Regions from separate parts of the Homo sapiens genome. Here all the other regions are linked to region 1. Evidence: read pairs that join two places in POLR2A ChIA-PET (ENCODE). Cell type or tissue: PC-9. All regions are shown on one strand. Each heading gives the region's core, and the rest is flanking DNA. Links, peaks and the distances in the headings are about the cores only. Region 1 overlaps LOC107985809 (a long non-coding RNA gene). Region 2 overlaps SOCS5 (suppressor of cytokine signaling 5). Region 3 overlaps SRBD1 (S1 RNA binding domain 1). Region 4 has its middle 21 kb from the start of LINC01121.

The links. Peaks named below come from ENCODE experiments on the same cell type or tissue, not always from the same donor. Only the 100,000 strongest peaks of a DNase experiment are listed, where the experiment ranks them.
Region 2: POLR2A ChIA-PET joins it to region 1 with 8 read pairs; 1 of 35 experiments calls an interaction of 5 or more read pairs at or near these places.
Region 3: POLR2A ChIA-PET joins it to region 1 with 9 read pairs; 3 of 35 experiments call an interaction of 5 or more read pairs at or near these places.
Region 4: POLR2A ChIA-PET joins it to region 1 with 5 read pairs; 2 of 35 experiments call an interaction of 5 or more read pairs at or near these places.

What each region holds. Positions count from the first base shown.
Region 1 is chr2:45,116,069-45,123,940 of GRCh38, reverse strand. It overlaps LOC107985809 (a long non-coding RNA gene), which reads left to right. Exons shown (of 3, transcript XR_001739190.2): 2 at 2,418-2,490; 3 at 5,898-7,471. Among named protein-coding and RNA genes, the nearest start is that of SIX2, 110 kb to the right of the region's middle. In PC-9, for the core only: no CTCF peak of the experiment used is centred there; DNase peaks (open chromatin) are centred at 3,170, 3,530, 3,910, 4,710 and 1 weaker place; H3K27ac peaks cover 2,657 bases.
Region 2 is chr2:46,745,169-46,753,040 of GRCh38, reverse strand. The region is part of intron 1 of SOCS5 (suppressor of cytokine signaling 5); the gene reads right to left. Among named protein-coding and RNA genes, the nearest start is that of SOCS5, 50 kb to the right of the region's middle. RefSeq lists an enhancer at 3,697-3,991. In PC-9, for the core only: no CTCF peak of the experiment used is centred there; a DNase peak (open chromatin) is centred at 3,860; H3K27ac peaks cover 720 bases.
Region 3 is chr2:45,409,127-45,416,998 of GRCh38, reverse strand. It overlaps SRBD1 (S1 RNA binding domain 1), which reads left to right. Exons shown (of 21, transcript NM_018079.5): 19 at 3,706-3,885. Among named protein-coding and RNA genes, the nearest start is that of LINC01121, 160 kb to the right of the region's middle. In PC-9, for the core only: no CTCF peak of the experiment used is centred there; no DNase peak of the experiment used is centred there.
Region 4 is chr2:45,271,718-45,279,589 of GRCh38, reverse strand. No RefSeq gene overlaps it. Among named protein-coding and RNA genes, the nearest start is that of LINC01121, 21 kb to the right of the region's middle. In PC-9, for the core only: no CTCF peak of the experiment used is centred there; DNase peaks (open chromatin) are centred at 3,559, 3,989, 4,909 and 5,859; H3K27ac peaks cover 3,859 bases.

The DNA of each region.
Region 1 (7,872 bases), core at 1,862-6,861:
AGCAAGAGAGAATTCTCCAGCCTGCCAGCCCACCTGCAGATTTTAGACTTGCTTGCCTCCATAATCATGTAAATCAGTTCCATATAATAAGTCTCTTTCCATAGACTTGCACAAACTATTGATTCTGTTTCTCTAGAGAACCCTGATTCATACGCATAGTTATTTTATCGGGCAAGTGGCTTTCTGGAATAAAGACTACATTTCTGTCTCATGTAGTTAGGTGTGGCATATGACTAAGCTTTGACCAATGGAGTGTAAGCAGAAGTCCATGTAGCACAGTCTAAGGACCTTTTTTGTAGTTTTGTTTGTTTAAGACAGGGTCTTGCTCTGTCACCCAGGCTGCAGTGCAGTGGCACAAACATGGCTCACTGCATCCTCAAACTCCTAGGCTCAAGTGATCTTCTCGCCTTAGCCTCCCGAGTATCTGGGACTACAGGCATGCACCACCATGCCCAGCTAATTTTTTATTTTTTGTAGCCACAGGGTCTCATGATGTTGCCCAGGCTGGCCTCAAACTCCTGGCCCCAAGCTATCCTCTCTCCTCGGCCTCCCAAAGTTCTGCTTGGCCAGGACCTTCCTTAAGACAAAGCTAGCACATGCCCTGTGCTACTTCTTTCCCTCTTCCTCCTTCCTACTGCTTGAAACAGAGCTGTTTCAACAGGTGGAGCTCTGTCTTGGACCACAGGAGGAGGAGGACCACCCCTGAGAATTGGAGTTCCCAAGGCTGGAATGAACACAGCAAAGCCATGGGTTGTTGTAAACTTTGACTCGGGAGAAAAATGAACTTCTTTGTCTTATCTAGTGCTATTTGGATATGTGTTACTAGTAGCAAAATGTAATCCTAAATTCTATACCCAAACTTTGCCATGTCCCTCTGCCATGCCTGAATACAACATCTGCTGTAACTAAGGGGACCTGTCACAGAGTCCAGAATATGCTAAATACATGTTGGCAGGTCACGGTTGCATTTACATATCCTGAGGCATTGCTTATGACAAAGTAGGGTTGTCTTCCCAAGAAGTTAAGTTTAAAAAGAAATGGGGGTTTTAACCTGAACATTATAATTCCTCTCATCTCCTTTGAATAGATGATATGTTTAAAACACAAAACACATTTTAAAAATGCGAACAGCCAGTTGAATAAGGTTTGCTTTGTTTTTGATGGAATATGAGGTTTTTTCTCCAACATGACACTAAAGAGTTGAAGTGAGAAGTATAGATTATTTACCAGGCTATTTGGGTATTATTGGGTACAAATATACCTGTGTGTCTTAGACTATGTCACAGTCCCCTGGTATTCATTATCAGGTTCTTTCTTCTCATAAAAATAATTTTTTTCCTTTGAGACAGGGTCTCACTTTTTCACCCAGGCTGGAGTGCAGTGGCATGATCTTGGCTCACTGCAACCTCCACGTCCTGGGTTCCAGCGATTCTCCTGCCTCAGCCTCCTGAGTAGCTGGGACTACAGGCATGTGCCACCATACCTGGCTAATTTTTGTATATTTTTGTAGAGACAGGGTTTCACCATGTTGGCCAGGCGGGTCTTGAACTCCTGACATCAAGTGATCCACCCGCCTCAGCCTCCCAGAGTGCTGGGATTACAGGTGTGAGCTACTACACCTGGCCAAAAAAATATTTTTTTTACATTTGAAATAAATGTTAGCTAAACTGATCAAAACAATGTGTGTAGTCTCACCACAGCCTTCCCTATCAGTGCTGTTCAGAATGATTATTGTAATAGATATGGCAAGTGGTCCTTGCTTTGTCCACACCCCAACTCATAACCTCTGCTCCTTATGTTGTCCACCCCTCCATGAACTGCGCTCTGGGTGGGTGCTCAACACAAGGGCAACCAAACCATGAGCTGACCAGACCATTAGACCCTGCCCCCCTCCAAATGATCAAGGCTAGTTGAGCCCTTTATATTTCTCTTAAGAAACTGAGGCTGGGCACGTGCCTATAGTCACAGCTGCTCGGGAGGCTGAGGCAGGAGAATTGCTTGAACCTGGGAGGCAGAGGTTCCAGTGAGCCGAGATTGTGCCACTGCACTCCAGCCTGGGTGACAGAGCAAGACTCTGTCTTTAAAAAAAAAAAAAGAAAGAAAGAAACTGAGAAATAGCCAGATAACATTGGAGATAGAGGCCAAAAGTTGTACAGAGAGTTGCTGAAGTGAAGGAAGCTGGCAGTCGTGATGGGCCCTAGGCAAGGTGAAGTAAAGAATCCATGAGTAAGCAGAGAGAATGAGCCAGACAGGCAGACAGACCAAGAGATGTTGGGAAGGGGACTGGTCTCCAGGGTTACCTTGGATTCTTCTAATTTTCTAGTTCCTAGACCATTTCCAGCTCCACTGCATGTGTGTCCTGCAATAAATCTTCTATAATTGCAGGGACCCTGAGCGTATCTCTCTTCTCCTTGCAGCTCAGAGCTGGACCAAAGCAGCTGTCGATCCTTTGCCTCTTTGCACTTTGGAGCCCAGTCCTGATGGGACCAGGTAATCCAGGCATGCATCACTGCCAGACTGGCAAATACCAACTCTTCATTCAAGTGTTTTTCACTCAAGTGTTCCTAAAAATATCCAAGAGAAGAAGAGGACGGGCAGTTTTCTGGAAGGGCAGTTGTAAAACTTGAAGGAACAAAATCTGTTATCCTGTGGCTTAAAGAGGACTCTCTCTAGGAGACATTTGTCATGCTCTGGGCTTATTCAGAGTCAGAAATTGTCTCTGATGGGAACCACACGAAAGAGTTGGGGACTCAGAAGAATTACCTTCTGCTGAAGTTCACCTTAAAAAGTAGATACATGCTTTAAACACCCCCAACTTCTCCCATCTCCCTTTGGCTGAAGAAGATCAAACCTTTCTGGTTAATCAGAGCTAAACAAAGAAACGGCCTCTGCGGCCTTCTCCTCAATGACCCTCATCCCCACACCAAGCCATCTCAGGACTGAAAGACCCATCAATGTAGGCCTCTGTGGAGAAACCAGTTTTTAGGCCTCTCACTGAAACCCAACCCCCAGCCCAGCCATGCAGCATGAGCTCATTCTGCCCCAACTAGGAGAATGAGAAAATGGTCTGTGAATTTCTCTTCCACTCTGTCAAAATAAGAACAGAAAAAACCATGCTTCTGCAAAAGGGTTTTCTTTCAGCTTTTATTTGCACACATTCTGTATAATTATGGTCAGCAAGAGGGCATTTTCCATGGCCACACTGGCAGTATTTTCCACACAAAGGCTTATGCTGGTGGGCAGCCTGCCCTTGAGCTATTTACTTGTGTGGTGGATAGAAAACCATCAGACCTATGGCCAGTTAAACCCAAGCAAAATGTTTTCATTTGGACTTCTCCTGTAACTGGGCATATTATTTTAATTTTCCCTCCACCCCTTGTCCCCTTTCCCTAGGTAAAGTGATTCAATATGGTGGAACCACCGTTATGCAGCCAACTCTGTAGTATACCTTCCAGTTAACTGCTAATGTTCACATTTTAAAGTACTTCCTCCTAGCTTTCAAGATCTTAGGATTTTCTTAGCCAACGTTACTCCTTGGAATTCCATCTCATTCTCTCTCTATACAAGTAAGCCCTTTGCTTCTCTGGGCCCTCATGCACCCAGCCCATTTCTTCCTCCAGGCCATTTTTCTTGCTGTGCCCTATCATCCCAGTCCTGAAAGCCTGCCTCCTTCCTTTGGCTCCTCTGAATCCTGCCCACCATTCAACATCCAGTTGTGGCCCCCTCCTCAGTGAAGCCCTCGCTGACTGCTGAAGTTGTCCTGACTCTTCTTTCCTTCACTGAGCCATGAGGCTGTACTGGCTTCTCACTTGCTGCATATTTTGTAATTAATGAGTCACTAGACAAGTTTATCAAAATGTTGACATTGGTTTCTGCATAAAACCACAACATAAATCAAGTCATTCATGTAGCAAGTATTTACTGAGCACCTAGTCCACAGTCAGCCCTGTAAGCAACATTCCACACCAGAAAATGCAGGAATTCATGGGCGAGTTAGGCCTGCTTCTATCCTACAAGAATTTGAAGAGACTTTGAGAAAACAAGCTACAGGCATGAAAGATAATCCTAGAGCTGATGCCCAAAGGATGATGGTTCTTCAAGGCAACATGAGGTAGACAGAAAGAGGAAGAGGAGTCAACACCATCCATTAGAATGGGACAGGGGTTGAGAGGCAGCTCCAGCTGACAAAGAAGTCAAGTTTCCGCTGCTTATAGGATGCATAGATGCAATAATGGATAGATACACACATGCTTGTAAATACAGATGAACCAAGAGATGAGCGGTCCAAAAGCCATCCATCCATCCACCATTAAAGAAACATTTACCCAACACATACTCTGTTCCATTCATAGGGGATACCTAGATAAGTCAACCTTCAGGGAGACTGTAGTCTAGCCTGGTGGCACGGCAATTTAGTCATAGGGCAACCAAATGTGACTTTAAAAGTTCAAAGAGAAGTCATAATAGCTGCCATTTTTTAAATGTCTACAATATGTTAGGTACTTTTCAAACACTACTGCTACAGTTCCCACTCTGGATGCCAAAGCAAATTTGTAGGGAGACCGTGGATTATTTTAAATTTTTGAGGGTAATATCATGATGCTTAATGTCTGTTAGACACTGTGCAAACTACTAGCTCAAGGTAGTTCACAGTTTCAACATTAGATCATACTGCATTCCTTTTGATGATGTCACATCTTTGTGGAGCAATGAAAGTCAATATGTAACAGGAGATGAGGGAAGCAATGTTCAGTCAGATTCCAAGGTCTGAGAAGTTGTACAGTGCCCAATAGGTGTCTGCATCCCACTAATAAGCAATCATTACTACTTAAGAATAAAATCGGCCAGGCGCGGTGGCTCACACCTGTAATCGTAGCACTTTTGGAGGCCAAGGTGGGCAGATCACTTGAGGTCAGGGGTTCAAGACCAGCCTGGCTAACATGGTGAAACCCCATCTCTACTAAAAATACAAAATTAGCCGGGTGTGGTGGCGCATGCCTATAATCCCAGCTACTCAGGAGGTTGAGGCAGGAGAATCACTTGAACCCAGGAGGCAGAGGTTGCAGTGAGCCGAGATCGCACCACTGCACTCCAGCCTGGGTGACAGAGTGAGACTCCTTCTCAAAAAAAAAAAAAAAATAAAATAAAATAAAATAAAATAAAATCAAACTATTAACTTTTTTCTTTCAATTTATATGTAATTACTTTGTCAGGACATAAATTCCTATTACATAGTTTGGTTCTAACTTCCTGATAAATGAAACACATTTTTCTTAAGGCCTAGAGATACTGTGAAAAATTACTGAGATGCTAAAGACACTATGAACTGAGGAAGTTCGGGAGCCTCTGCGTAATGCTAATCCTCTCAGGTTACCAAACATCACACTGGTAGTAAATTCTAGAGTTGGGGTTTGAACCCAGATCTGTTCTAGTGGTCTCTGAAATACATTACTTTTGCTTATAATACTGATGGGAGCTCAGTGGGCTCATCAGGGGATGGATACGTAGGGCTGCCTGGTGGGCAGAGGTTGGAGAAATGAGGCAGGACTAACAGATTCATGGAACTGAAAGGTCTTGCTCTGACCTTGAAGGGCACACTGCATAGTTACTATTCCCTTTATGCTAAGTTTCCATGAGGCCTTGGTTCGATGGGAGGAAATAAAAACAACTCCTAAGAGGTGTGCGGCAAACAGGCCTGATGAGGTTTTTTAGTGCCAGGTCACAAGAAGAGGAAGAATGGGTGGGAGTATAGAGACCATGGCCAAGGTGTGAGAAATAGAGGCCTGGTCTGCACACATTCTGACAGGGGTCATGTAACTCTTATTGCAGATGTTTGAAAACTTGAGTGGCTGCTGTCATAATAATATCTCCAAATGACCAGGCTTCTGTCATTTCAGGTGTCAGAGCCCTGCCAAATCTGTGAGAAGGGTGGAAGCAAGTTTCCCTGAGGGAAAAAAAAACAACAAAAAAAAACCTTCTGGAATTGGGAAAAATTTAGGTCAACATCATTTGAACCTTGACCTCTTGCTCTTTTGTCCCCGGGTGGACATTTCCTTGACCTCCAGAAATTCCTCCACCTCAAGGGAAGACTTCTTGCCCCCCTCACTTCCAGAGGCCTCCAAAGTGGGCTGGGAAGAGATTTAAAGCAGGACCCTGGGAAGCATGATGAGACTCTGGAGTGTAGAGAGGCTTCCCTGCAATGCAAAGATCTTCAAAGGCCAAGCCCAAGGCACTGCAACCCCCAGGAGGGCCCACTCCAAAGCAGAACAGTGGAGGGAGAGCCTGCGTGTCAAGAAGCCTGGACAGCAAGACCCCCTACTGTGGCAGCCAGCCTGCTTGTAGGAGTCCTGAGAAGCCTAATTCAATTACCCTTATCAGAATGTCTCTGAACTTAACAAAGCAGATAATGAGTTCCAGAGACAGATACTGCTTGGGGGGCCAAAATTATTTTGCTTCCCCAAATTGGAGGCTGAAATTGGAGATGTTTGAATAATGGAAAACATAATCCTTCCCTAGGCCCAACCCCCTCCCAGTACCCACACCTGAGACACCCTTTCAACCAAGGAGCCTGGATTCAACATCCATGCCGTCTCTCCTCCTGAAGACACCTGGTCATGAACTCGACCTCTTTCCCCCACCATCTTTGTGCCATCGATGGAAGGAAGCTGCGTACAGGATGGAAGTGGGAGGGGAAAGGGATTAACATTTATGGAGCCCTCCCCTCTATGTGTCAGCTACATAACACATAGCATTCATTTCAACCACAGAACATATGTCTTTACATTACAGAAGGCAACGGAGAACTGGAAAAGTTAACTTACTGCCTGAGGACCCATCCCCATCTCACCAGCAGCACAGTCAGATTCAGACACAGGTATTCAACTTTGCAACACACTGTGCCTCACGGCCTGTGTGCTCAACATCAGAAATCAAATAGAAACTCCCTCATTCTAAGATTCATAGCCATCCTCCGAGATATGACATAGCGACCTCTCCTCCGTGAACAGGGAAACAGACTGAGAGGATAACCTAACTCTCCCAAGGCCAGAGTATCCACTGGGATATGCAGCCAAGTCAGCCAGCAGTTGAAACAAGGGCTCTCTGTGCTATCTCACATCTGAATTGAATTGTTTCCTACAGACTTCTCATAGCTCTCTAGGCAAGGAATACATCTTCTCACCTTCCCACACTAAGAAAGGCCTCTGTCTGAGCCTGGGTGCCGGGTGGCCAGGATTCCTGCTGAACGTTCAGGAGCTTTCCATCTCCAGAGGTGAGCTCCTAGTTCCTGCTTACCTTAGAACTGTAGAACATATAATGTTACCACTGAAAAGAACCTCTCGTATAGTTGGATCACACCCTTTACCTATTTATTTAAATGTACTGTTTTAATTATGTAACATTTGATATGTGCAGGATAATATGTATGCAAATTATAAAGCATAATAATAAAACCTGTGAACCCACCACTCAACCTTAGAACCAGACCATTACAATTGATGTCCCTCCTACTTCCCCAACAGAAATAACCACTGTCCGGGACTTTATGTTTATAGCCCCACCCCCCACAATGATTTTTATAGTTTTGCCAAATATGTTAGCATGGTAGATTGCATTATTGCTCTGAGTTAAATATCCTTCCTTTGACATATAATTTGGCAGTTCCTTCCATTGGAAGTGAAATACATTTCTCTGCCCAAGATGTTAGATTTGCTTTGGTCAGTAGAATGTTGCAGGCTGTGACGGTGAAAATTCTGAGCCCAGGCCTTAAGAGGAATCACCTGTTTCCACATTCCCCACTTGTATTTCTGCCTCTGCCATGAGAAAAACATGCTTCAGGTCACCTGCTGCTCCAAGGAGGATGAGAGACCTATG
Region 2 (7,872 bases), core at 1,848-6,847, 1.6 Mb before region 1:
CAAGGGTGGATGCTGATATGGCACTGAAGACTACTGCAGGAGTCCAAGCAAGCACCTGACTAGGATGGTGATAGGAGAGATGGCTATGAGATGTTCAGATGTCAAATCTATAGGATTGAAGATCAATTGAAAATGGGAAATGAGGAGAGAGTGGTATTGAAAATGACACTAGGAGTCTTGCTTAGGCAAATGCATGAATAGAGATGCTGTTTCAGAGAGAAAACACGAAATAAAACAGTTTTGTCAGGTAGGGGTTTGAAGACAGTCAACAAATTGAATTTTTAAAATGTTGCTGTTGTGGCTGTCATGGAGATATGTAAGTAAATGATAATTAGTCCATTAGTATACATTCATACAGTGGAGCACTATATAGCAGAAATGATCAACTATAGCTACTTGTATCAATATAAAATGTAACACTCAAAACATAATGCTTAGAGAAAGAAATTATAAGAGATGAATATATCCATTATGAAACAATTTACCTTTTAAACAAGCAAACCCCCAAATATATTGTTTAGGTATACATACATATATAATAAAGATACAAAAGCAAGGGGATGTCAGCAAAGTTAGGATAATGGTTGCCTATTATGGGGAAGGGTAGAGAATTAGAAGAGGCACTCAGAGACTTCTAAAACAGCAGTCCCCAACCTTTTTGGCACCAGGGACTGGTTTCATGGAAGGTTTTAGGATGAAACTGTTCCACCTTATATCATCAGGCATTAGTTAAGAGTCTCATAAGGAACACGCAACCTAGATCCCCTGTGCGCAGTTCACAACAGGGCTGAATCCTATGAGCATCTAATGCTGCCGCTGACTAGACAGGAGGTAGAGCTCAGGTGGTAATACTCGCCGAAAAAAAAAAAAAAGAACAAAACACTGAACTAAATAGGTTTCTCTAATGTGGTACAGGGTTCAGCAAACATTTTCTCCAAAAGGCCAGGCAGTAAATGTTTTAGGTTTTGTGGGCCGTACAGTCTCTATGGCAACTACTGAACTCTGCCACTGTAGCCTGAATGCAGCCATAGGCAACATGCAAGTAAATAAGCATAGCTGCATGCCAATATAACCTTATTTATGGTCAGTGATACTTAAATTTCATATAATTTTCCCTTGTCACAAAATATTATTCTTCTGATTTTCATTAACCATTTAAAAACATAAAATCCATTCTTAGTTCATGGTGGGCTATACAACAACCAGTGGTGGGCCAGATTTTGCCCATACGCCATAGTTTGCCAACCCCTGATGTACTACATAAAACATTTAAGATTATGTTTACCAAATCTAACAGTCATTCTATGGAACAGTTTGAAGATCAATACTCTAAGATTATCATCTTAAGTGCATTAAGTAAATGGATGATCACTAGAGCATGAAGTTATAAAATAGAAAACTTTCTTAGAAAAATAATATACACACAGAATAATTAAAATACTCCAGAAATATTTTAAAAAATCTAACCCTCACTTGAAGTCCCACCACCTAGAGATAATCACTGTTAATATTCTGGTGAGTATCTTTCCACATGTTTTCTTTTATGCAAAACCTGTACATAATCTTCTCTTATAATAAAAAAAAACACTTGCATGTCTGTGTCTACATTCCTTTTTATTTCTTATAAAGTGTATTTTTTTTTAAGTAAACTATGTCAGAGATGGAATCAGACTAGCAAAAGAGAAAAACCTCTGGCAATTACATTTTTTAACAGTAAATCTAAGATTCTTTGAAGTGAGTAATCAAAGAAATAAAACTCTGGAAAAAAGCTGAATCTTGAAAAAAGAGTAATAATCTTGACAGTAATGGCTGTGATGACAATTTACATTATTGGGGGCTAACAATGTACCAGGCTCTGACATAAGCATTTTACTTCTCCCAACAACCCTACGAGTAATAATTATCTTAATTTTATAGATGTAGAAACCGATATATCTGAGAGATTAATAACAACTTGGACTTCAATTTCTTCTATTATTATTTGGTCTATTCAGCTTCTCTACCTCTTTTTGAGTCAATTTTAGAACAGTATATTAATTATTCTAAGTCCAAGTACAATAGTGTCATTAAGTTCTTTAAAACTTCAGAGGATACATCATATCCATATTTTGAATTATTGGAGAACATAAAAAGATGGAATATATCTCAAATTATTATACAAACTCAGCATCACTCCAACATGAAAAGTTGACAGAGGTAGCACATGCATACTCAAAAGAAAATTTCTAGCCTATTCTATTTTAATTGTAATGAAACAATACTCTGACCAAAAGAATCTCAAGTATATTCATGGGCCTACCAACAATGTTTCGGTATCTGTACTTTAAATGCCTATCAACTATTAAACCCATGACCCTTGTGTAGGCCTGTATACCGCTCAGAAATGTTCTGGTATTATTGTAACAAATGGTTCTATATTAGTAAGTTCTACTGCTTCTCTGAATACTACTTTTAATTATATGGTCAGTTAAGAATGTATTTTGTAATCAGATGCCTAATTTCAAGGGATGGAGTTTAATAAGTTCTTGTATTTTTCTCTGTACATTAATATAGTGGTCCATTTTTAAAAAGAAGAAAAAAGAAGACACAGAACCAAATTAAGAGTCATGTGTGATACAGTCCCTGCAATCCTACTCTCCAAAAAAGACAATTTTAGGGCTATTTCTTTTTCTAATTAAAAAAAAAGTAAGTATTTAATTTTACATTTCCAGTTCCTAAGTTTTATCCACACAATTCTAACTTCTGGTATCACGTAGGAGGGCACGCCGAGCCTAGCAGAAATCTTATTCTTAAGCCCAAATCTCACGTACAGATACTGCCTATGCTTTGCTTAGGGCACCAGAATGAAAAGCGGATAGGCAATAAAACAATCAAACATTTGGGAGGCAGGAGCAGAAAGGATGAATTCCAGCATTACCATTTAAGAATCCTATAACCTTGAATGTCTTTCTTCATATTTCTGAACCTAAATTAGCCCCTTGGTACAATGACGATAATATCTACCTTATGGGTTGGATGTGATGATAGAAATAATATACATAAAATGGCTCATAGGAGATATTCAAAAGACAGAGAGGTTTTAAAAATGTTACCAGTATTATCTAGCATCTTTAGCTTTTCTCTCTTTTAAAAAATACTTCTTTCTTTCAGTTCTTCTGGGTCATGCCACAAATGTCACTTTCCTATGTACAGTATCTGCCAGAGTGAAAGTTCTATCCATGACTCCAACTTCCATATTATATCCTAAGAAACACTATGGACATTTCAATGTTCCTAAGCCATTGACTCTACAGCTCATCTACAAAAACTAAGGATAGCTAATCTGTACAGTACTGGGTAAGGTCCGGGAACACAGTCCTTATTCATTTGGAGGGGCTTCTGATTCTTTTTTAGTCTATAAAACACTACCACAATTTAAATTTTGCTCTATAGATACTGTACACTAGAGAAGCCTAAAATCCTAAGAGGTTATGCTTCATTTTCTTATGGGGAAAATATCTTATGTAATATACTAACAAATACACGATTCATCAAAATGTTTCTTATTTGGCCAGCATTATTGGCAGACTGTGGTATAACACAAACAACATAAGCCTTAGATTTAGCAGGACCTAAAATCAAATTCAAGCTCCCACTAGCTGTGTTAGAGACCTAAGTCTCGGCCTTTCCAGGATAACATGACATAAGGTAAAAACAACTAAGTATATAATAGGGCGACAAAAATCATAGCTTCTGATATACAACCAATCCAAAGCATGTTAGTTCATGTTAGTGACAGTAACAAAAAGTAAGGCTGTTTTATGACTAGGGAGAGATTATTGCTGAGTCAGTTCTGCATTGATATCCCATCTCCAGGGAGACTACTTCCGTTAGGCAAACCAACTTAGTAAAGTAAATAACATTTTACTCAGCATTATAACCACATGTGACTAGTACTGTCAGCACTGCCTCTACTGATCATGCTTACTAGAGCACAGGGCATCAATGCTTCCCACAAATCTCCCTTAATATAAAAGGTGGTTAAATATAAACAAAAATACCAACAAAGTAAAACAACTCTCAGTTGAGGAATTTAGCAGACAGCTTAATCCAGAAAAGAGTCTCTGATTAGGGGAACTACTTAACAGTGAGCTCATTATGATTCTGCTAATAATTTACAAATAATATTCAGTTACCAATGGTAAGTGAGCAAATGGAATCTGCACCATTTCCTTCTCTAGGGAGGATAACCACTTTATAACCCCAGCAGTTTAGATCAAGTATCACAAGAAATATGAAGACTCTAAGGACTAAAATAAATAAAATAATGTTTTGATAATAACAACTTTTTTACTTTTTATCTAAAACTGCTTAGAATACATTTACTAATCTTTAACAAACTTAAAAGATACTACTGTCTCCTATGCCAAATTTTAGCTCTAAAAAAAACTAATGGAAAATAATTTGACAACTTGTAATGAATCCAAGAAAGAAACAAAGAAAGAAACTGATCAGGACAATGCGTGCCCCTTTTTGGATCTACCCTCCCTGACACCATAAGAAAAAGGAAAATTTGTCCAGACACAGTGGCTCATGCTTATAATCCCAACACTTTTGGAGGCTGAGGCAGGAGGATCGCTTGAGCCCAGGAGTTTGAGACCAGCCTGAGCAACAGACAGACCCTGTCTCTACAATAAGATTTTCTAAAATTAGCCAGGCCAAGTGGCATGCATCTGTGGTCCCAGCGACTCATGAGGCTGAGGTGGGAGGATTGCTGGAACCTGGGAGGCTGAGGCTGCAGTGAGCCAAGTTCGTACCACTGCACTCCAGCCTGGGTGACAGAGTGAGACTGTGTCAAAAAAAAAAAAAAAAGAAAAAGAAAAGAGAAAAGACAATGGAAACATCTTAAAATTAGTCTTTAGCAGGATATTTGAGAAGGGTATCGGGAGAAGTAAAGGCAAATAAGGATAACTTTTAATCACGTAAGAAAACAAATGTAGAGAAGCATGTTGAACAAAATCATCAACTAGAAACTCCAAGTAATACAGCTTAGTTTTGGTTTTACCAATTAGCATGTAACATACAAATTTAGTTTTTAGAAATAGGACAATCAAGAAATCTTTAGTTTATTAACAACTAAAATTAAACCTAACCTATCAAAAGCTCAGAATCTGAAAAGATTTTTTAAATATTCATTTTAACATTTGCTGAGTACCACATGTGGACAATATGACGATAAAGTTCAAGCTCTCAGATGTAAATATTTAAAGCTCTTTCTCTATGCCTATTTACTCTAAATTGACCTTCAATTTAAGCAAACTTTATTTGCTAGACACCAAGGGCATAGCAGCTTAGAAACTGCAAATTAGAAGGGTTGGGGATGTGGTTATAGAGGAGTACTACGTGTAAGTACAATGACCACAGGAAGAGAAGAACAAAGAAACCTTAAAAAGTGTAACAGCCCAGGGCCACAGACTACATGGACACATTATGCAAGACATAAAAAAGGGAACACATGGAGATATAAAACAGATTTAAAAGAGACTAGCCGGGCATAGTGGCTCATGCCTGTAATCTCAGCACTTTGGGAGGCCAAGGCAGACAGACTGCTTGAGCCCAGGAGTTTGAGACCAGCCTGGGCAACAAGGCAAAACCCTGCCTCTATATACAAAAGTTAGCCAGGTATGGTGGTGTGCGCCTGTGGTTCCAGTTACTCTGGAGGCTGAGGTGGGAGGATCACTTGAGCCCAGGAGGTAAAGGCTGCAGTGAGCTGTGACTGCACTATCACACTCCAGCCTGACCAACAGAGCAAAATCCTGTCTCAAAAAAAAGTAAGAGACCACTATGAACAACTGTAAGCAAATAAATTTAAAAACTAAGAAGAAATGACTAGATTTTTAGAAAAACATAAATTACCAAAACTGACTCAAGAAGAAATTAAAAATCAGTAGCCGTTAAAGACTTTGAATCAGTAATTAAAATCTTTGCTCAAGGAAAACACCAGCCCATGCAAACTGTTCTAGGCAGAAGAAACAAATCTGTCTAGCAACCTTGATATGTAATCACTGATGGCCAGAACAAGAGATCAAAAGAGATGCAACAGCCAGCTCAATAAGGCAAAAAAAAAAAAAAAAAAAAAGAAATAAAGTCATGCAAATTGGAAAAGAGAAAATAAAACTCCATTTTCTGATGATGTGATTGTCTACATAGCAAACCCTAAGGAATCTTAAAAAAGAAAGAAAAGTAAACTAAGTGAGTTTAGCAGGGTCACAGGATACAAGATCAACACACAAAGATCAATTACATAACTATATACCGTACTAACAACAAACATGTAGAAACCAAAATTAAAAGAGATGTAACAAAAATATATAACCTTAAAGGAGACAGGCTGATGGGATCTTTTTTTTTTTTTGAGATGGAGTCTCTGTCGCCCAGGCTGGAGTGCAGTGGTGCAATCTCGGCTCACTGCAACCTCTACCTCTCAGGTTCACACCATTCTCCTGCCTCAGCCTCCCGAGTAGCTGGGACTACAGATGTCCGCCACCACGCCTGGCTAATTTTTTGTATTTTTACTAGAGACGGGTTTTCACCGTGTTAGCCAGGATGGTCTCAATCTCCTGACCTTGTAATCCACCCACCTCGGCCTCCCAAAGTGCTGGGATTACAGGCGTGAGCCACCCGGCCCTGATGGAATATTTCTATACTCCAAAGGAGAAGATTCAAATGGCAGGAGAGAAAACATGCTAGATATTCTAGAGTTACCACTGCCTTTGTACTTACTCTGGGGAGTGGTGAATAATAAGAATGTGAGTCTATAGCCTACTTCACAACCATATTGGGCCTATCCCTCTTCTCCATCTCCACTGCCCCCTAACAGGTTCAGTCTTCATCATTTGCATGGATGAATCAGATGCCTAAACAGTCTACCTTTCTCCACCCTCACTCCCTTCTGGAGCATCCTTCATAATATTGATCCCAGGATTTCAAGCATCAGAGAAAAAAAAAAAACTCAAAGGGCTCCGTGTCTGGCTACCTCCTCCACCCTTTAAAAACTGGGAAGAAAAAGTACAGCAAAACAACAGTTAACGGTATTATAATTTAGGAATATTGAGATAATATAGTTGGAATTATGCCATCTGGAGAATGAAGGTGATCAAATGTTTGTTTTTACATATACAGAGACCCTTTCTTTAAAAATGGGAATTCTGACTGGCCGCTCTTCAATCCTTCTAAAGACCAAGACAAAGAAACTCTCAGGAAAAAATTAAATTTCAAATGGTTAAAAAGGTAAATAAACAATCGAAAGAGATTTGTGCAGAGTCTTTCATGGGAAATGTTAAAGAGGATAAACAACCCTCTGTCTCTAGCCAGCCCAGGTAGTCCTTCCTCTACAAGCAACTCAATTAGCTAACCTCAAAGATCTGTGATTTTTCTTTTAATATTAGAATTTTTAAAATAAGCACAGCATTCCACAAATGGAATCCAGTTATTTAAGGTCTAACATAGCACAACAGTTACAACTAATTCTGATCATACTCCTCTCCAATTAAATAAAAGAAAAATCCTAATGTATAATACTGAGTTATTTAAATAGTCTCATACTCCATAGCTAGACATGTTTTTGATCAGGTACAATTTTATGTTCAATTTAAACAATGTAAATGTAGTGTCAGCTACAAAAATATGTAATCAAAGAAATGCTATTCTTCCAACACAAACTTTCCCTTTCCTGTCTCCCCCTAAAAGAACTTCTACACAGTTTAAGGTATAGTCATTTCCCATAAACATGGCTTAAAATTGAGACTTCTTTTGCAGATAAAGAAAAGCAGGTTTAAACAGTCTCAAAGATGAACTGGTAGTTTAAAGCAGAATTCTCAATATTCTTTGATA
Region 3 (7,872 bases), core at 1,638-6,637, 290 kb before region 1:
GTGACCAGCCTGGCTAACATGGTGAAACCCCGTCTCTACTAAAAATACAAAAATTAGCTGAGCATGGTGGTGCTCACCTGTAATCCCAGCTACCCAGGAGGCTGAGACAGGAGAATTGCCTGAACCCAGGAGGTGGAGGTTGCAGTGAGCCGAGATCATGCCGCTGCACTCCAGCCTGGGCGACAGAACAAGATCCTATCTGTCTCAAAAACAAGCAAACCAAAAAAACACCAAAAAACTCACAGTATAAAAAAAGAACAAAAAGTAAAAGATGCCTCTCAAGTCTCACTTGAAAAAGTTTCTTATATGTTGCTTCCAGAAAGTAAATTTACAGTTATGTCACCTTGTATGTATATGTTTATTATTTTAAAAATGTATACACAAGGGATCAGGCTCTGCAACTATTTGAAACTTGCTTTATTTGTTTCAGTCTTCTGGATCTCTTTCCAAATTATTACATATAGATTTCTAATTTTTTATTCTTTATATTGTCTGCATAAAATTTAATTGTATGGATGGGCTGTAATTTAGTCTAATCAGTGTCTTATTGATGAAGCTTATTTTAAAGCCTTGTACTTTTCCAGCTGATAATTAGGTACTTGAAGATTTGTGACTGTTACATCTCATGAACTATAGGTTTATTCAGAATGGAATATTGCTACCACATTTAATGTTTTTTGCTTTGAAATTTATTTGCTAGCAATGTTACTGTATATGCCTGTTTTTTTTAATTTTTATACTTTCTATGACATTTAATTTTTGATATGGCTCTTAGAAACACATAGCTAGATTTTGTGGTTTTACTCAATCTGTTATTAATACATTCATATTTGTTGTATTTATTTATATGTTTGGGCTTATTCTTCCTACGTATTTTGCCCCTCCATCATGCTTTCTGATTCTTCTTTTCCTTTTACGCTATTTATTAGATTTATCAGTTAATAAGTTTTCTGTTTCTCTCCTTGTTTTCCCATCTCATCTTTATCTCTCCTTAGTGATTTCAAAGTTGTACATCTTCTATTCTTATGATCATCCTTAAATTGGTTTTGGACTGACCTCTGGAGTTAATAGGTGTCTGTCCTCTTAGAGAAGACTAGAAACAGGATCCTTCCCAATCTTTCTCTCTTCAACTCTCTCTGCCTCCCATGATAAGATGATCTGGGATTTTAGTTTCAGACTCCTCTCCTCTCCTCTCCTCTCCTCTCCTCTCCTCTCCTCTCCTCTCCTCTCCTCTCCTCTCCTCTCCTCTCGTCTCCTCTCGTCTCCTCTCCTCTCCTCTCCTCTCCTCTCCTCTCCTCTCCTCTCCTCTCCCGTCCCCTCCCCTCCCCTCCCCTCCCCTCCCCTCCCCTCCCCTCCTTTTCTCTCACTCTCTCTATATATTTTATACATATATAAAAATATTTTATGTATATTTTTGTTTTTTAACCTATATATACGTATACAGACTATATGCATGTGTATATACGTGTGTATATACATATACACATACACACTATATATACACACTCCTCCATATATATAAAATATATTCTTATAGATGTATATTTTTGTTTTTTAAATGTGTGTATATACACATATACACACTATATGTGTGTATATACATACTATATACACACTATATGTGTGTATATACATACTATATACACACTATATGTGTGTATATACATACTATATACACACTATATGTGTGTATATACATACTATATACACACTATATGTGTGTATATACATACTATATACACACTATATGTGTGTATATACATACTATATACACACTATATGTGTGTATATACATACTATATACACACTATATGTGTGTATATACATACTATATACACACTATATGTGTGTATATACATACTATATACACACTATATGTGTGTATATACATACTATATACACACTATATGTGTGTATATACATACTATATACACACTATATGTGTGTATATACATACTATATACACACTATATGTGTGTATATACATACTATATACACACTATATGTGTGTATATACATACTATATACACACTATATGTGTGTGTATGTACATACTATATAACACTGTGTGTGTACATACTATATACACACTATATGTGTGTGTACATACTATATACACACTATATTGTGTGTACATACTATATACACACTATATGTGTGTGTACATACTATATACACACTATATGTGTGTGTACATACTATATACACACTATGTGTGTGTGTACATACTATATACACACTGTGTGTGTGTACATACTATATACACACTGTGTGTGTGTATATACATACTATATACACACTATGTGTGTGTGTATATACATACTATATACACTATGTGTGTATGTGCATACTATATACACACTATATACACACTATGTGTGTACACACACTATACACACTATGTGTACACACACACTATATACACACTATGTGTGTACACACACTACAGACACTATGTGTGTACACACACTATATACACACTATGTGTGTACACACACACTATATACACACTGTACACACACACTATATACACACTATACATACTACATATATACTATATAGTGTATATGTATATATGTGTATATACACATAATGTATATATATTTACATCATTCATGAGCACTTATTTAATTTAATCAGTTTTTGTGGTTTCTGCACTGTTTCTTGTAGTTCATATCATCATTTTTCTTTGATTTATTGGTTTTTGCTAGAATTAATCCTTAAGAAATTCTTTTAGAGCTTGGTATGGGTTATACTTAAGTCCTTACATACCTGCAAATGATTTCAATTTGCCCTCCTACTTGAATGCTAATTTGACTAGGTATGCGATTCTAAATTCAAAATCATTTTCTCTCAGAAACTTTAAGATATTGTTCCACTATGTTCTGACATCTGATGTTTGCCAGTGAGAAATCTGATGCTAGTCTGATTCCAGATCCTTTTAAAGTAATGTTTTAATTTTCTCTCTTGAAAGCCTTTTAGAATTTTAAAGATTATTTATATTGTAAAGTTTATCCATGATATGTCAAGTATGAGTCTTTTGCTTTTCTTTTCTTTCTTTTTTTTTGAGACAGTCTCTCCCTCTGTTGCCCAAACTGGAGTGCAGTGGCAGGATCTCAGCTCACTGCAACCGCCGCCTGCCAGGTTTAAGTGATTCTCCTGCCTCAGCCTCCCAAGTAGCTGGGACTACAGGCAGGCATGCACCACCACACCCAGCTAATTTTTTTATTTTTGGTACAGACAGGGTTTCATCATGTTGGCCAGGCTGGTCTCGAACTCCTGACCTCAGGTGATCTGCCTGCCTCGGCCTCCCAAAGTGTTGGGATTACAGGTGTGAGCCACTGCGCGAAGCCAAGTATGAGTCTTTTTCTATTCATCCTGTTCTACACTCAATAGATTCTTTTGAGAGCTTGTTTTTCTTAGCTCTGGGAAATATTATTATTTTGTTTCCCTACATTTTCCTCTTTTCTCTCTTAGAATGGCAATTATACAATCAGTTAAGAATGTTTTTGGCTTTAAGTAACAGAAAGCCCTTTTCCCAGTGATTTAAACAAATAAGTGGTAGTTTCTATGAAGTAAAAGGTCAAAATCTGGTTGCTGTTTTCGCATATTTGTATGACAGAGAAGTAAGCACATTTTAATTTGAAGACTTTTCTGCCCAACCTTCCCCTTTTCATAAATGTGGTTTTTTCTGGTTTTATATAGTCAGCAAACTGAAACTTCAGGCCAAATTCAAGGAGTTGCTGTGACATCTTCAGCAGACGTTGAGGTCACAAATGAGAAGCAGGGCAAAAAGAAGAGCAAAACTGCAGTGAATGTTTTACTGAAGCCAAATCCTTTGGACCAAACTTGTATTCATCCAGAATCATATGACATAGCAATGAGGTAAGTCTGAGGCCCATGTGGGAATTCTCCATATGCAGAGTGAGTTCTTTACAGCAAATGGCCTTTGTTTTGGCATAATGGAAACTGAAAAATATGACCGTTTAATGTGACAACATTTTTCAGAAGTTCTGCATTGCTGAGTTATGTGGCACATTATTTCATTTCACTGAGGAATGAAACCATTACTCCTGGAGCATTGTCAAGCTAATAAACCCTGATACTAATGGTGAAGTGTGTGTAATGGAAATTGCATGGCACTCCCCTCTGTTTGTTTTGGAAATTAACAAGACACAATTGACTAGCACCTGGCATAAAACTTGTGCTTTTCTAAAGATAAAACCCTTTTGAAAGTAAACAACCAACTCAGCTTTCTTAATATTATCTTTATTGGTTATTAAAATCTTAAAATCTAAGAAATGATGTACTTTTAGTGAGTATACATTAACAGAATGACATGGGGGAAGTTTTTGAGTAGAAGGGAAGTTTACGGTATAAAAAGAAAAATCTTTTTAACAGCATATTTAATTAGCTTTAAATTTTTTTAATTAGTTCAAAAACAGTGACTTGCTACATAACGACATTTTTTAAAGATTCTTACTGAATTGTATGACAGTGTAACAAATATAGTGAATATTTTAACTTTTATTGAATCTAAAATGAGATTTTTGTTTTAAAATCACTTATATTTGATTATTTTAGTAAATGTCATTAATTTGCTTTCTTTTAAAAATATTTAAAAAGACTATAGTATATTATAGAAAACTTAGAAAAAAGAAGTAAAAAATAATATTCTGTGAACATCCAACTAGTTCCTGGTTTCCCCCAACAGTTTTATGATGAAAAAATTTAGCCATACAGAAAAATTGGAAAAAAAATTTTTACAGTGAATTCCTATATAGCCACACCTAGATGTTATCATTAACATTTTATTCTATCTGTTTTTCCACATATCCATCTACTTATCCATCCATCTTATTTTTTTTTGTCTTGTTTTGTTTTGTTTTGTTTTTGAGACAAGATCTCTCTGTCACCCAGACTGGAGTGCAGTGGTGTGATCTCGGCAACCTCTGCCTCCTGGGTTCAAGTGATTCTTGCGCGTCAACCTCCTAAGTAGCTGGGGTTACAGGTGTGCAGCACCACGGTCTGGCTAATTTTTTGTATTTTTAGTAGAGATAGAGTTTCGCTGTATTGTCCAGGCTGGTTTCAAACTCCTGGACTCAAGTGATCCACCCACCTTGGCCTCCCAAAGAGCTGGGATTACAGGCGTGAGCCACTGCACCTGGCCCATCTTATGTTTTTGATGCATTCCAAAGAAGATTGCAGACAGACATTGGTACACTTTGCACTAAATACTTAAGCATTCATATAATTAACTACAATTTGATAATTCTTTACGATTTTTTTCTTTTGAGGTCACATTTACGTAACAATTAAATTTTAAGTTTATATTAGCTGAATTTTGACAAATACCTACTTCTGTGTAACCAAACTGCTGTTGAGATCAGGAACATTTCTATTATCTGAAAACGTTCCCTTATACCTCTTCCGATCAGTTACTGCCCCAACCTCCCAGAGGTAACTACTTGTTTTGATTTTTTTCTACCAAAGGTTAGTTTTCTCCCTCTACCATACAATTGTACTCATCTGTGTAAGGCTTCTTTCAGCATCGTATTTAGAGATTTATCCATGTTGTAGCAAGTACCAGTAGCTTATTTTTTATTGCTCAGTAATATTCCATTGTGTGAATATACCACAGCTTATCTATTTTCCTGTTAATGAAATTTAAGAGATATAGGAAATACCAAACTTTTTTATACTGTCTACTCTCAGTACAACATAGAACACTTTCGTGGCCTCTGGTCACCAAAATATGTAGGGATTTCTCCCCTCCAACCAGTCAATTCTGCAGCAGATTATCCAGCAGACGTCACCTGGGTGTCCTCTAATTTAGTTAATTTCTGACACTATCTACCTGGAGATAGTGTCAGATCCCACAGGTTGAGGGCTCAGAACTACAAGATTGCTCCCAACTTGAGAGGTCTGGTTGTGACCTGTAACTTCAGGATTCCTATGACCCTGGAGTTCAATTAATTTGCCAGTTTGCAGAACTCAGGGAAACATCTACTTAATGTTCATCCACTTATTATAAAGGATATTACAAAGGATACAGATGAACAGCCAGATGAAGAAGATGTATAGGGAAAGGTATAGGGGGAAGGTATATGGGGGAAAGGATATGGAACTTCTACATGGGCATACTACCCTCTAGGAACCTCCAGGTGTTGAGCTATCTAGAAGCTCATTGGAACCCAGGCCTTTTGGGTTTTTAGTAGGTTTCATTACATAGGCATGATTGAATCATTGGCCATTAGTGATCAACTCGACCTTCAGCCCTTCTCCCCTCCCTGGAGGTTGGGGGTCTGGAGCTGAAGGTGACAACCCCTCTAGTCACTTGTTTGGTTTTTCTGGTGACCATCCCCTATCCTGAAGGTATCTAGGGGACCCCAGCTACCAGTCGTGTCATACAAAAGACACTCTTATCTATCACTCTGGAGATTCCAAAGGTTTTAGGAGCTTTTTGCAGGGAAACAGGAGGAAAGCCAGATATGTACTTCCCAATATCACATGAACCTTGCTTATTTCCAGTTTTTGGCCATTGTGAGTAAAACTGCTGTGAATATTCTTGCGCAGTTTTTTTGTTGTCTTTGACCTTTGTTTTCATTTATCTTAGAAAAATACATACGAGAGGAATTGATAAGTCATGAGGTAGATGAAAGTTCAGTTTTCTTGGAACTCCTCTGGTCGTACCATTTCACATTTTACACTTTCACCATGAGAATTCTGGTTACCTTGCATTTTTGTCATGTGACATTAGGTGGTGATGGTTGTTTTTAGCCATTCTAATGTGTGTGGAAAGATCTATGTGGTTTTAATTTGCATTTCCCTGGCAACACTGAACACTTTCTAATGTGCTTACTAGCCATTTTTATATCTTCTTTGTGAAATATTTGTTCATATTATTTGGCCATTTTCTAATTGAATTATTTGCCCTTTTATTATTGAGTTTTGGGGGTTTTAATATATTCTGCAGATATAAAAATGTACTTTGTCAAATATATGATTTATGAATATTTTTTCCCAGTTTGTGGTTTACCTCTATTTTTTTAGAGACAAAAAAAATGTCATATTGCTGTCTTAATAATATTTATCAAGTCTTTTAGTCCATGAACTTATTATGTCAGCATTTATTTAGGTCATCTTTTATTTCTCTAAGCTGTGTCTTTTAGCTTTCAGTGTACAGGTTTTACATGTGTTTTATTAAAGGTGTTATATGTTTTTCAACACTATTGTAAATGGAGTTTTTAAAATTTGCTGCTACTTGTTTGTTGCTAATATATAAAAATACGAGTTTTGTATAATAACCTTATATGCTGCAGACTTGTTAAATTAACTTACTAGTTCTACTAGGTATTTGTACGTTCCTTAAGTTCTCCTATATAAGTAGTTATGTCATCAGTAACTATATTAAACTTTACTTCCTCCATTTTAATCTTCATGCTTCTTTTTTTTCTTTTCTTTATTCTTTTTTTTTTTTTTTGCCTATTGCAATGGCCGGGACCTTCAGTACAGTGTTGAACAGGAATGGTGAGAGTAGATATCCTTGTCTTGTTCTCAACTTTGGGCCATGGTTCAGATTTTTTTAATATAAAAAAAATTGTGGTTCCATAATAATTGTATTTTTAGTGTTTGATGAGAAGGTGCATATGTGCACAGGGATTCATAGACTTCTTGCAATAATTCTGAGGAGTACGTGGAGACTAAATTATCATTTTGTTCTGTGCAAATCACTATCTTTTTTTGGGGGGAGGGGGAGAATCAATCGGAGGGGATGTGGACAGGGTCTCACTTTGTCACCCAGGCAGGAGTGCAGTAGTGTGATCTTGGCTCACTGCAGCCTCAACCTCCTGAGCTCAAGCAATCCTCCCA
Region 4 (7,872 bases), core at 1,892-6,891, 160 kb before region 1:
TTTTGTATGGAACTTTCCCACTTAAAAACCACTTCTCAATAACAAAATTACTGCCAATGTGTTAGTCACCATGCTAAGCATTTTATATACCATAAACAAATGACAAACTAAGAAAAAAATATGGCATCTATGAAGGTTAAAGTTTATCACATAGAAAGAGCTTTAAAAATCAATAAAAGGTATGTCCCAAAAGAAAAATGGACAAAGGACAAGAATTAGAGGTTTGCAGAAGAAGAAATACAACAATCTCATTACCTTTTTCTAGAAGGCAGTTCCCATTTTATGGATGAGGAAATTGAGACCACAAGAATTTAAGTAATTAAAGTTATACAACTAGTGACCTGAGCAAGAATATGAACCCAGATAGTCCAGAATCCAGGCAGGGGTTATTATATTTTCGTTTCATAGATAAGAAGGCTGAAGTTTTATTCATCTACATTTGAACCCATACTATTTAAAGATGTCATTGTCCACTCTTGACATCAGCTTAGCCAGCTAGCTGCTCTCCGGCTGAAGAAGTGGTAGGAACTAGAATTGGGGTTTTGAGAAGGTGAGGGCTCGGGTGCTTGCGCAGACTGAAGTTAGAAGTGTTCAAATGTGGGTTCTGCCTCTCCCACAGTCACTCAGCTGGTGAGTGGCCAAGCCAGGCCTCTGGTCCAAGCCCTCTGAAGGCAGAGCTGATGCCTTGTAACGCAGCTCTCAGCTGACTTTGGCTTCCAGCTCTCTCTGCAGCCGTCGTGGACACAGAGGATCCAAGTGAAGTGCAAATACAGCTTGACTTTTGTAGCCTGCTGAGCGGTGGTAGATACCTAATCTGGGGAGATCTCTGATTCCTTGACTCAGAAATTAGCATGTAAGTGCAGAAACCTAATAGCCAACAAGAGACAAGGTCTATAATATGGTTTAATTGTTTCTATTTGTAATCTGAAATGACCTGGCTGGATTGCTGGGCTTTGGGCTGGGGCCAGGTCCCTTTCTTTATTTAATAGATGTTTGCTACCAGCTGCTGGGGGAGCCTTCCTGTCTGTATTATTAATATGATATAGGCCTTTGGTTTCCAGTATCATCTCTTTGGAATTTCTATCTCAGATCCTGTGCAAATGAACATAATCCCCTGGCAGGAAAGGCATTTTGGCGTCCTGGCATCGGCCTTAGAGATTCTGGGTTTCATATGAGGAATGCCAGATACTGTCAACCTTGGCCTCGGTCAACATCTCTGTCCCTGTCCGCACCCTGCCACTAGGGTCTGAGTTTAAGTCTGGACCAGGTGAAGGAAGCCTTGGGGTGCTCTAGCTGCAAGGGAGGTGGCTGCTGGCTCAGAAGGACTGTCATTCAGTTACTCTCCCGTCATGGGGAATGCAGAACAATTTTCTGAAGATCTCAGAATGGCTTTTGGATAACCAAAAAGAGCTGTGTTGGGGGTACAGCCCACCTTACAAATCTTTGATGAGCAGGACGAATCTTTACTCTTTAAATGAGATTGTGCTATACTTCCCACTTTCACAAAACATAACACACGCAGAACATAATAGTTTGACATTCTAGGGAAAGTAGATGAGGTGCTAACAGCCAGAGGACGTTCCAGGTCTGAGGGCTCTGGCTGCCCCAGCCGCTGAAAGGATATGGAGCTCAGTCCGCCGAGAAGCCCACAGGACTTGGGAAGGTGTCACAGCCAGCTGGTTGGGAAGCTCTCTCCCTGGGATACGCGGAGTGGCTCAGCCTAAAGACCATCAGGCTGCCATTCATTTACTTGACATTCACCCACAGACATTATTGAGCACCTCTCCTATGTCAGGCATCACGCTTAGTGTTGGGGATCCTGGGATGGGCAAAAGCAGGCACCTCTGACCCATGACCTCATGGCACTAAAGGGTCAACCAAAGGAGACAGATATATAAGTAAGTGGTTTTGTCGCTTACTAAGAAGGCTTGCGCAAGTCACTTAACGTCTCTGAGCTTTGTTTTCTTTGTCTGTCAAATGAAAATGAAAAGCATGTACCTTATGGGGTTGTGAGGATGCAATGAGGTGATACGTATTAAACAGCCTAGCACAATGCCCAGCTGGGCAGGAAGAACTTGGTAAGTGGGAAAGCTCTTGATACACAGTGAAAAGTGTGTACAAGGTCATTAGCTTATTATTCTGCATCTCTTATTCTGCATTGTCTGATGATATTTTACAGTGGTTCCCCAAAACAGGTCTTCAAACAGTTGCATAGAATCATTTGGATGGGGTAAGAGGAAGTAGGGATGGAAGAGTAGGGAGGACTGTACTAATCAGTACTGCTAAATGTACTGATTATTCTCTTCTATTCCTGGAATGTTCTAGGAAAAGTAGACAAGACTGCTTGCAGCCACTAGTCCAAGGTCTCTGTGCCAGATAGGCTTAGGGAATCTGTATTTTTTTCCCCAAGTTTTCCAGATGATTCTGATGCAGAGACAGGTCTGAGAAATGCTGGTATGGTTGCCAATTTGGGGGCCATGGTCCACATTCTACAGCCATGAGTCATGAGAATAGGCGTCTGCCAGCCATGGTGGTGGAACTGATACCATCCCCCACCAGCTAACTGGACGAGGAGTGGACATCTAGCTTAAACGTTGGCCATCAGAATTTCTTAGCCTAAAATCTGGAATAAGGAACAAGAGATTATATTTCGTGTTCTCCTCCTCCTCCTCTTCCTCCTCCTCTTTTTTCTCTTTTTAAAAAAGTGTCCTCATCCATAAAACAGGACTGATAACACTTACCTCTACCTCCCAGGCTTGAGTGATCCTCCCACCTCAGCCTCCCTAGTAGCTGGGACAACAGAAATGTGCCATCACACCAGGCTAATTTTTAATTTTTTTGTAGAGACCCCTATCTCTACAATAAATTTAAAAATTAGCCTGGTGTGATGTTGCCCAGGCTGGTCTCAAACTCCTGGACTCAAGTGATCCTCCCACCTTAACCTCCCAGAGTGCTAGGATTAGAGGCATGAGCCCCTGCGTCCAGCCAAGATTCCATTCTTGACTAAACTTTTGAACAAAGGAAAAATACAAATTTAGGACCAGTGAGTAGGCTTCTTTCTACTTTGTGGACTGAGTTTACAGAGAGACAAGAAAGAAGTCATTGGAGGGGGAAGAAAAAGAGTCTCCTGGGTTCCCCCATGGCCTTCCATTTTCTGATTCCAGAGCCTGCCTTAGGCTCAGCTGTTCTGGCCCTTGGGTTCTGTGAGAACTGCACTTGCATGTTGAAGTTGGCTTGAGTTGGTTTCTGTTTCTTGCAATCAAAACAATTCTCCTTAATAAAGAAGGGGACCCTATTTATTTTACCATAAAGAAGTGAGAGGGTTTGGAAAAGAAAGGTGATTGAACCAGGGGTTCAGAATTTACTTACTTAAGTTCAGGGTCTTTTGTCTCATACCATCTTACTTAAACAAAATTTCAGCATGGAGTAGCCTCAACCTTGGACTTGAAGATTTTATGAGCTGCTTCTCATACCTAAGAATTGTGTGTTCTCTCAACCTCACTCAGTCCTGCAACCTAGAACAATAATGTTGACTCCTTACCTTTGTTGAATGTTGAATGCCTTATGGTTTACAAAGCCCAGGTTACATTCGTAGGATGCCACTAACATGACTGCTCATGCAGTGTATCTCCTGTGCTCTGAGCATTGTGTATATGCTATTTAAAATTGTCATTTAAAGGAGAAGCCTCCTGCCAGAAACTTTACAATCAGGCATGTTTCCTTGTGTGGATGACACCACCAAAAAAAATGGGGTTAAATTAAGAAAGAAGGTAGATTTAATCAGCAGCGTGGAAAGAAGCAATGGGTGAAGGGGGTAGGAGGTGGGGGCACAAGCCCCAGAAATCTTCAAGAACAGAAGTGACATGATCAAGACATATATTTGTCTGACATCAGGGGCCACAGCCCTGTCCTCTTGGGTTCTTTACCAGCCCTGGACTTTTACATTTCTGAATGATGAAGTCATCGTGTGTGAACCTGCCCCAGTGCACTGATTCTGAGTGACCAGTTTATACCACAGTAGCCCAATGTTAGTTCCTAGTCTCACTAAGCCCATTTCCTCGTCATAAAACAGGACTGAAAACACTTTCAGTGTATTATTCAGAGTTCTCCAGAGAAACAGAACCAACAAGGGGTGTGTTTGTGTGTGTGTGTGTGTGTGTGTGTGAGAGAGAGAGAGATAGTAGACAGAGAGCAAGAGAGGGAAGACAGAGAAAAAGATTTAAATAATTGGCTCACATGATTGTAGAGGTTCAAGTCCAAAATCTGCAGGGTAGACCATGAGGCTGAAGACTCAGGGGCAAGTCATGGGCTGAGTCCAAAGGCAGGTTGCCGGCAGCATTGCTTCTTGCTCTGGGAGGCAACTCTTTGTTCTGTTAAGGCCTTCAGCTGTTTAGATGAAGCCCACCCACATTATGGAGTGTAATCTGCTTTCCTCAAAGCCCGTTTAACTTGATTTAAATGTTAATCTCATCTAAAAAATACTTTCACAGAAACATATAGAATGATGTTTGACCAAATATCTGGGCACTATAGCACAGCCAAATTGACGTAAGAAATTAACTATCACAACTTGTCTCATAGGACAGGCCTGAAAGCTTTAGTCAGAAAATATGAAGGGTGTTTTGTAAATTGTAAACCACTTTGTACTGCTAAGGGTGATGGGAAGAGAGGATCTTTACAGATTCCTCCCCGACTCCCAAGAGAGAGTGTCCTGGCCCTCAGAGGGTTAAGGAACCCCTGACCCCATTGCCCTTCCACCTGCTGTCTGAGCTGTCTCGCCTCATGCAGCCCTTCAGGTGAGGGGCACTAGAGAGGGCCTGGAGTTGCCTGACACCGGATACTTCCTTCCTGCCTGGATTAGAGGCATATTGTCAATATCATGTCTGTGTTTACTAAATTAACAAATGGACTTCAAGTTAAACACTGGGTGATTGTGAGACAGATTTTTAAAAAATGTTCCCCGGGCTCAGGGGATCACTCACAGGTGATGGGATGTTTGCCTTTTTTTTTGGACTGCCGGCCTTTAACATCATGTCACTTTAAATTGCTTTTCATGGAAAGCTGCCTCCCTGCCATTCTTCAGCCTCAGCAGAGAGCCTCCGGGCAGGCATTTCTGTGCACAGCTGGAACCCTGCCTTACTATGGGGCGAACTTCTTTCTTCTGGGCCCAACAGAGACAAATATCCTCTGAACAGCGGCTCCAGAATGGAAAATAAAGTGAATGCCTTGCTCATAGGCACTCCCCACTGGGGATTTCTACCAATGGGCAGAGTGGGGCTTCCAGCCAGTTTTTTGCAGCCTGCTAATGAACAGGTGGCACAGAAAGCAAAGGTTTCTCTGGGAAGCTGGCAGGACACCAGCATCTGGCCTTCATGTCTCCTTTGCATCTAGATGTGATCAGGTCCACATCAAAATACCCAGAGATTTGACTGCATCTTCGCATTTGCTTCTGGAGAGCTGGTGGTGGAGAGGGTGCCTCCCTAGGATAACATAGCTCTGCTCCTGGGATACACTGACTTAAACATCTCTCAGTGATGTGACATACCTTGAACCCAAGGAGGCAGGCTGCTTGAGAGCAGGCCTTCATGTAGACAAAGTGATGAATATCTTTTGTAGATTTTCATTTTGGGCTTCATTTTGTAGCCTATTGATTTTTAATGCTATTTATTTTGGAAAGCCATTAAAGGGAAAGAAAGGAGTGGATTTCAACACCTCCACCATGTGCTGTTCTGCAGTTGTTTCTGTAAGGCAGCAAAGCAGCCATTTGGAAAGTGAAAGACTTAGGTCAATTATTTTTCTTTCCTTGGCTTACTGGACAGCAAAGAGCTGGTTTAACTGAATTGACCAGTTGTTTGATGAACCAATCAATCAGCAAATATTTGTTTTGTGAGGCCTGTGAGCAAGGCACTCACTGTTTGATTAAATCATGTGATGAAACAGAACAAATAGACCTGTCTTCTAGGCCCCTTGCAGACCGTCTAGCTGTGTGCAGCTAATTACCCTACCACCTCTAATTACAGATACACGCTCAAACTCAGCACTTTTCCTTGAACCAAAAGTTAATCCTAGAAATCTGGTAATGCAATTACTGTGCTTGTTTCAACAAGTGAGAGAGAGAGGGAGGGAGGGAGAGAGAGAAGGAAAGGGAAGAAAGAGAAAGAGAGAGAGGGAAAATATGAATATGCTCCATTTATGCAGCCCTACAATGAGGGAGGGTTATAAAAAGACTTTTATACCCAAGGAATAATGAACGTCTGTAATTGAACTTAGTTTGGTGTCTAAGATTTGGCTTTGAAAAAGGAGCCGGAATCAACTTTCCTAAGTGGTCTTTAATGTGTTCCCAAGGGTTTAGCTTTTTCATTAGCTGAGTTTTTAATTGATGTCAAAACTCAAAGTCAGGACAATATTTTAAGAAGGAGAAAAGAAAGAAAACACTGAGGAAACACACAAAACAACCACAAAACCCTTAAACCACAACAGGGAAAAAAACCATGTCTTTCTTTTAAACATCATCTTAGTATAAGGTAAACTGATCTGTCAGATAGGCTTGTCATATCCACATATTTTATAATCCAATATGTTCAGGCAAGAATTTTGGCACGACCTGCCAACAGCAATTCTGAACTTTTCCTGACATTTTAAAGAGCACATAATATGTTGGGGGGAGGTGGGTTTTGGGGAGTCCTTAACCCTTTCATTCAGCATCTGGGAGTCCTTTGGAAATATGCATCGCCTAAGAGCAGCACCCAGGGGAGGACCTGTCACAGGCACAGATGATGACAAGGCTTGAGCTCTGACAGTGGCTATTGCCACAGCCCCCACCTGTGGCCTCTCCCCAACCTGTGCATCAGGATGACCTTGAAACCAAACCCTCTGTTACAAATGAGCTCACTTGGAACACCATCCCATTCAGTTCAGCTCATGGAATCACAGAGTTGCATGGGACTGTTTGATGATTTAATTCAGGTGTGCTCAGTCTTGGCTGTGCATTGGAATCACCTGCAGTACTTAAAAAAAGGACAAAAACTGATGTCCAGTCCTACCCAACACTTGTCAAAAAGAATCCCTGGAATAGGCCCTGGCTAGTGAGACTGCTTCTAAGTTTCCAGGTGATTCTAATGTGATGCTAGGGTTGAGGACCACAGTACAACCTTTAATTTTACAGATGAGGAAACCGAAGCCCCAAGATGGAGGTGAGTATCAGTGTCTATACCAGGAATCGTATCCAGGCACGAGTCAACTTGGTTGCTTCATGGTCATTGAACACCTGCAGAGTGCCCAGTCCTGCCTGGGACACAATGGGGATTACAAGAAGAACCTGAAGCTTGCTCCCTGCCCTCAGGCGTGCACAGCCTCGGTGGGGTGGCAGAACTGATGGATGAAGCAGTCAAAAGAACACCACAGGGCACTGTCTAGTCAGGGGCTGAGTTTCATAACATCAAGTGCCAAATCCAGACTACAGTGTCCTGGAAGAGATGCCAACAACATGGGAAGTATTACTGGAGTCAGGAAGTCAAAGGCAGAGCTCAGGATGGGGAGATGTGGCCAGCAAAGGAAAGGAGCAGGCACTTCAAGGAAAAAGCTCGAGTGACAACGGGAGGTTGGAATGAGGGATGCCTGGGTCACATGCTTTGGTGGCCTTTGAAGGAGAAAGCTTAGGCACTGGGGGAAGTGTGTTAGATACGAGGAGGGATTTGGGACAGAGAGGCTGATGCTGCCGACAGAGAAAATTCTCAGCAGATAGGCGTAAGAGTGACTGCCTGCTCTGCATGGGAGGACATCACTGAAGGTTAAAATGAAAAGGCAGAAGGGACCCAACATGAAGATGCCTTTGGTGAGAATGCTGTTCTTATGGGTTGGTGCCCACGTCAT